Regions from separate parts of the Homo sapiens genome. Here region 1 is linked to region 2. The links are chromatin contacts, found by Hi-C or POLR2A ChIA-PET in ENCODE. All regions are on one chromosome and are shown on one strand. Each heading gives the region's core, a stretch centred on a gene start or an enhancer-like site at or near the end of the contact. The rest is flanking DNA. Distances are from core to core; before and after follow the strand shown.

Evidence for each region. A loop is a pair of places that touch in the nucleus more often than their neighbours do. ChIA-PET counts read pairs that join two places held with the same protein, here RNA polymerase II (POLR2A). Pooled maps may share reads with other maps.
Region 1: a pooled map shows a loop between it and region 2 (2.9-fold over the local background). The contact joins two enhancer-like sites. A Hi-C loop is called at or near these places in 2 of 50 pooled maps. POLR2A ChIA-PET finds 5 or more read pairs at or near these places in 2 of 52 experiments (HEK293 and OCI-LY7).

The regions. Positions count from the first base shown.
Region 1 is chr10:114,824,418-114,827,866 of GRCh38, forward strand. All of the region lies in intron 1 of FHIP2A (FHF complex subunit HOOK interacting protein 2A), which reads left to right. Among named protein-coding and RNA genes, the nearest start is that of FHIP2A, 4.4 kb to the left of the region's middle. Within about 2 kb of position 1,679, at least 4 of the 41 ENCODE cell types and tissues checked have a DNase peak (open chromatin) inside an H3K27ac peak, as active enhancers do.
Region 2 is chr10:114,388,222-114,391,616 of GRCh38, forward strand. The region is part of intron 1 of AFAP1L2 (actin filament associated protein 1 like 2); the gene reads right to left. Among named protein-coding and RNA genes, the nearest start is that of AFAP1L2, 15 kb to the right of the region's middle. Within about 2 kb of position 1,362, at least 4 of the 41 ENCODE cell types and tissues checked have a DNase peak (open chromatin) inside an H3K27ac peak, as active enhancers do.

The DNA of each region.
Region 1 (3,449 bases), core at 429-2,928, 440 kb after region 2:
AGAAAAAGTTAGAGTGGCTTGTGTTCACCTAGTCCTGAAATTAATGCATTGCATTTAGAAGTGTAATGTTTTCATTTGCTTAGACCTAATGTTTTCATTTGTGGCACCACCCATCTTATCTTGATAGGAGGTTAAATCTCATGAAAAATGTTTGATGTTCTATACTAACCTTTTTTTCCCCCCTTTTAACATTCTCTCTTGGGAATGAACTCATGTGCAATGATGAATAAGCCATCCTTGTGTATTTGGATAGTTTTTTCGTAGCCCAAGGTTAGTTTCCAGTTATTCAGTTCTGTTTATTAATTTGCTTGATATTTTCCTCTATGAACCAATCTTACCATTCCTCAGTTCATTTCATTAGCTCTTCTGTGTGTTCCTGTTCATGTGTACGTCCAATTAGCATTTCCTGATGCAGTATTCCAATTAACATAGTTATCAGGATTATACAGAGACAGAAAATACCTGGATGCTGACATGAGCTTTTTTCATTATTTTGTTGGATCAGTCTGTGGAGTAATGCTTTTCCAACCATTTTGGTATGATTACTTTCCAGGTTTCCTTATTTAATTGATAAGCCTTCAAATGGGTTTTTAATTTTTAATTAACTATTTACTTATTTTTCGAGACAGGGTCTCTGTCACCCAGGCTAGAGTGCAGTGACATGATCATGGCTCACTGCAGCCTCAACCTCCAGGGCTCAAACGATTCTCCTGCCTCAGCCTCCTGAGTAGCTGAGACTATAGGCCAGCACCACCACACTCAATTTTTAAAAAAATTTTTTGTAGACACTGGGCCTCACAATGTAGACACTGTGCCCAGGTTGGTCTCACATTTTTGGGCTTGAGTGAGCCTCCCACCTCCATCTCCTAAAGTGCCAGGATTATAGGGATGGAGCCATCATACCTGGCCCAAATAGTTTTTTTAGTGTTGACTGGATGTATTCATTTAAGTGAGGCTTAAACATAGAGTTTATCTTACTGTTTAATTAATGGTTTCTCCTCACTCCCTGGCAACTACTTATAACGTGAAAAATATGACTAAGATATTTTCCAAAATTAATATTTGAAAATGTGTTGTTAAGCTGATAGACTGCATTTTGAGTATGGAAGATAAGTTCACACCTTCTTGATTAAAAACAAGAACTGTAATGTAACTCCTGCCTCCCTTTTTAGAAATGACAGTCTTCTCTCAGTACAGAAATGATTGGCCAGTAAGAGTCTTATGAAATGAATCTGTTAGCCAGTTGCCGCATGTCACAAGTCTGAATTCAGGCCTTTCTTGTAGTTAGTTCCGGGGTTAGATTGGATTGTTTTAACACAACTTCTTCAAAAGATAGATAAAACACTTTCCATGTAGTACAATTTGGTATTTGTTGAGAGCCTAGTCCTCACTAGGGAATGTGCCAAGGGCATGTTCCTCTTAAATTCCAACCAGTTCCACCCTTGCGGGCAGATTTATTCCAGAGAGGATAAAGGACAGTGTCAGGGAAGAGTTTTATCATTTTAGCTAATTCCTTTAATGGAAGTCATCTTTCAGAATGTAAGTGCAATGTTTTCTTTTCAAATTATAGTTAAGAGTTCATGATGATTGTTGAGACTAGCAATTCCTTAAAAATCTCCTGTGCCCTGGAAATTCAAACCACAAATCAAATGTATCTCATGTTTTCTCAGGCATATTCTTTTCCAACAAGTGATCTCTAGGTTCAGTCCTTCACTCATTCAGCACATGTCTTCTGAGTCACCACGAAAGCCTGGCTCCAAGTGAGGGAAACAAGGTGGACTTGGTGTGCTTGTGTCCTTGGTCACAATGCTTACAGTCTCATATGGGAAACAAAACAAATATACAAGTTAGATTACAGAATAAGGAATGCCTAAGAATGTGTTCTAGCCCATAGAGCCAGACAGAATCATGTTCCATTCCTGCCTCTGTCCCTTCCTTCTACACTTGGACAAGTTACTTGATATGTATACATTTCCATTTCTTCATTATAAAGGGAAATAATTAAACCTATCATAGAATTGTTGTGAAGATTAAAATGAGATAATGTACATGAAGTGCTTAGTGCAGTGCCTGGCACATAAAAAGTGCTCAGTAAAAGTCAACCATTATTGTCATTTGGATGATTGGTTTAGCCAGTGAACTCTATAGGAGAAGGGAGCAAGCATTTAGGATTGGAGTTGTTATAGAAGGCTCTCTGGAAGGAAGTGAGCAAGACTTTAGAGAGGCAGAGAAGATGGGGAAGGTCACTAGGAAAGCCAGGGGCAGAAAGAAGCATTTAAAAAATCTGGGAGTGGCATCAGGCACAGTGGCTCACACCTGTAATGCCAGCACTTTGGGAGGCCGAGGCGGACGGATCACCTGAGGTCAGGAGTTCGAGACCAGCCTGACCAATATGATGAAACCCCATCTTTACTAAAAATACAAAAATTAGCCAGATGCGGTAGCATGCGCCTGTAATCCCAGCTACTTGGGAGGCTGAGACAGGAGAATCGCTTGAATCCGGGAGGCAGAGGTTGCAATGAGCCGAGATCACGCCATTGCACTCCAGCCAGGGCAACAAGAGCAAAACTCTGTCTCAAAAATCAAATAAAATCTGGGAGTGGAATGTTGATGATACATGAGACACAGTAAAAGCAGAGGTGGCTTTTAGAACACTAGTTTTCATCTGAATTATCCATCTAGATACTTTTGTGTGATGGGTATATTGGACACAGTCAAGACTCCCAGTTGAAGGCAGTGTTTCCTTGGGTAAGTCAGTTAACCAATTTTGAGTCTTCAGAGTTTGAGCAAAATAGGTTTATCACAAGAGTTTAAGATCATACAGTATGTGCAAAATTTGCAGTATTACACCTGGCACATAACTACTCATTAAAAGGCAGTGACTTCTGTGTTATTTATGCATTTATATATATTATCAAATACTTAACTCTGTGTCATGCCTGAGTTGGAAACCAGAGATTGAGTGATGAAAAAGATGATACAGTTCCAGCCCTCATAGAGCTGACAATCTAGTGGAAGAGATGAATAATTAAACAATGACAAAAGTGGGATATGGGATAAAAGAGAGCAAGCCAGCTGGTAAAGAGTATCAAGGCATAGGCCGGGCCCGGTGGCTCACGCCTGTAATCCCAGCACTTTGGGAGGCCAAGGCGGGCGGATCATGAGGTCAGGAGATCGAGACCATCCTGGCTAACACGGTGAAACCCTGTCTCTACTAAAAATACAAAAAATTAGCTGGGCGTGGTAGCAGGCGCCTGTAGTCCCAGCTACTCGGGAGGCTGAGGCAGGAGAATGGTGTGAACCCGGGAGGCGGAGCTTGCAGTGAGCCGAGATCACGCCACTGCACTCCAGCCTGGGTGACAGAGCGAGACTCCATCTCAAAAAAAAAAAAAAAAAAAGAGTATCAAGGCATATATAGGGACTCCATCCTAGGCAGGAAGAGCCTGGTC
Region 2 (3,395 bases), core at 112-2,611:
CTGCTCTCCCATTTCATCTCTCTCTACATTCCCTCTCAATGACAAGCTCCTCTCAGCCCTCATGAACACACACACACACACACCCATTCAGAACCTTTGCAACTGCCACTGCCTGGGCCTGGTTCTCCCCACAGCAGGCTCTTCCTCTTCCCTGAGGTCTCAACCCAAATGTCACCTCCCCAGAGAGACTCTCCATCACCCCCAGGCTAATGTTGGACACCACCCCCCACCATCACCAAGTTACTCCCACAACATCCTGCTTTCTTTCTTCACGTTGACTCATTACTCTCTGAAATGAACCTGTTTTAGAACGGTGCTTGCATGTTTGTGGTCTGCTTTCCTCCACTAGAACACAAGCCCCATCAGGACAGGGGCCTCGTCAGTACTGTGTCCAGCCTACCTCTGCACTGAGACAATGCTTGGCACAAAGTAAAGCTTAGAAAATGTCCATTGTGTGAATACCTGGATATTCTCCCATTTAAAGGGGCTAATTAAGGACATCAGCACGTTCATTACAAAATCACACATCCTTTGAACTGGAAGGGACCCTGGGGCTGATACTTGAGCTTGAGAAAACAGAAATGAGGATTTCTATTGTCCCCTCACTTAAGATATCAATATCCCAAGGGACCCAGAAATTGGAAATGCAGGTTCAGAGACATGGGCAGAAACTGAACACTGTCAGTAAAGGATGGACAGGTTGGATGAAGAACAGCTAGAAGGAAGAGGCATCAATAAGCAACATCCAGGGCATGAGAAAGAATGCTGGGAAAACAGTGACACCACCAGTGCCAACCTCAGGGGTTATTTCTATGTTCCGGAAGACTTAAGCTTTAGTTACTGACTTTAAATGCAATTGGAGTTGCTGCCCACACCCTGAGCCCACATCCAAAAGGGTTAGCTCTTCTCTTGCCCACACTTGCGAGACCCCAGGCAGCACCAGGTCCTGCCTCTGGGGCCCAGGCAGGACACAATGCGAGGCAAACAGGGACTCTGGTCATCTGGTCCACATGGACCTCTGAATCTCAAAAAAGGATTTTTTTAAAAAAGAAAGCAACTATTATTTCAAGTAGAAATAGAGATGATGGAACAAAAAAGATCAGGGGCCAACTCTGTCCAGATCAGATCAACCCAGGGTGGGAAGTGGGGAGAGGGAGTGTATCATGCTTGGATACACTGATTTTGAGTGAATCTCCTAAGTGAAGAGGAGCAAAATGAACCCCCTAGCTCAGAGTCTAGCGATCTTGTGTCCAATCCATCAGGTACTAGAAAAATCTAATTCCACTGCATTTTACTCAGTGTGATAAACATTTGGACGCTGGCTGTCAGCCATGACCTGTACTTAGTGATGTGAACCCAAGGATGACTAAGAGCTCAGGCACTCAGAATGGCTGGAGGTGACTGAAAAAATACACAGCTATGAAAAGCCAGCCCTACCACCCCAGGCTTATTCATGCATCTCCCCCGTTCTGTGACAATGGTGGACTGCTAACCACCACTACAGCCCTCGCAGTCAAATGCAAGCTTTAGAGTCAAACGTAGGGATAGTCTGTTATCACAGCTTCATGAGAACTTCTTGGACAGTCCAGAAATTAATATGAAGGAAAATGACCTTCCCATGATTCCTCCATAGGGTGAGGGGTGGTGGGGAGTCTCCTCCCCATCCTTTCACAGCACATGGCTTGAGCTTCTGGTATTGTTCTCACTATGTCAAATTCTGCTCCAAGTCAGAATTATTTGTAGGCTTCTGGCATTGACAATAGGCTACAAGCAAACTCATGCAATTTCCTTTTCTTCCCCATACCCCATTCTCCTCCCGCAACAACGATGACCTTCCTAATATGCACCTTTCCGTTTGTATGTGTTTTGCTCAATGTGGACTGCTTCGTGAATTTTGAATGACTGTAAATGCTATTGTCCACTGTCCTATTCTGGTTCCTGCCTTTCCATCAGCACTGTGTATTAAAGATTCATCTATGCCATTGGATGTATATCTCAGCCATTGCTTCTACTGCTGCATAATTCTCTAAGACATGTATCTATCAGTTCACCTGTTCCCTCTCCCAAGTGACACCTAGACTGCTTCCCATTCTCCACCATGACAAATAATGCTGCAGAGATCATCCTCAACCCTGCCCCCTTATGGACCCATGCAGACATCTCTTTGGGAATTGCTAGATCGTATGGTAAGTGCATCTTCAATGCAATTAAGAAAAATCGGCCGGCTGCGGTGGCTCACGCCTGTAATCCCAGCACTTTGGGAGGCTGAGGCGGGCAGATCACGAGGTCAGGAGTTCAAGACCAGCCTGACCAACATGGTGAAACCCCATCTCTACTAAAAATACAAAAGTTAGCCAGGCATGGTGGCACGCACCTGTAATCCCAGCTACTCAGGAGGCTGAGGTAGGAGAATCGCTTGAACCTGGGAGGCGGAGGTTGCAGTGACCCGAGATCACGCCACTGTACTCCAGCCTGGACAACAGGGCGAGACTCTGTCTCAAAAAAAAAAAAAAAAAAAAAAAATCCTACCTTCCAGACTGGCTGTACTAGCCTATACTCCCTCAGCTCTGCATGAAGATGGTTGAACCCAGCGTCCCTGGGAAAATGGGGCATTGTGCCACCTTCTCATTTCTGCCAGTCTACTGGGTGGTGGTTTTGGTTGACCTGCCTCTGATGACTAAAGAAGCCCAGGCATTTCTTCAGATACTTGTCAGCCTTTTGGCAGCTTCCTTGACCTGTAAACTCCTGTTCATACCCTTGATTCACTGTCTTTACTATGTACATTCATGCCTTTTTCTGGTTAATGTGCCTTGTATATCCTAAATGTTAATAGAACAGCTTTTAGACATTGTAAATCTCTCTCTCCTTTCTGCCAGCTGCCTATTAATTTTGTCCAGGGTGTCACTCAGTGAACAGAGCCCTTAACTTTGATGTAATCCAACTCTAAGAAAACCTGAGGACAGCAAACATTTCTCATTCAGTTCCTGTTTCTTTCTTTTCTTTTTTTCTTTTTTTTTAGACAGAGTCTCTTTCTGTCACCCAGGCTGGAGTGCAGTAGTGAGATCTCAGTTCACTGCAACCTCTACCTCCTGGATTCAAGCGATTCTCCTGCCTCCGCCTCCCAAGTAGCTGGGATTACAGGTGTCTGCCACTATATCTGGCTAATTTTTGTATTTTTAGTAGAGACAGGGTTTCACCATGTTGGCGAGACTGGTCTCGAATTCCTGACCTCAGGTGATCCACCTGCCTCAGCCTCCCAAAGTGCTGGGATTACAGGCATGAGCCACTGGGCCCAACCAATTTGTGTTTCTGGACTACTCACAATATACCACACGTGAGATTAGTGCTGTGAACACCAAAAATACTGTCCTTGGCCCTTAAGGAGCTTACAGCCT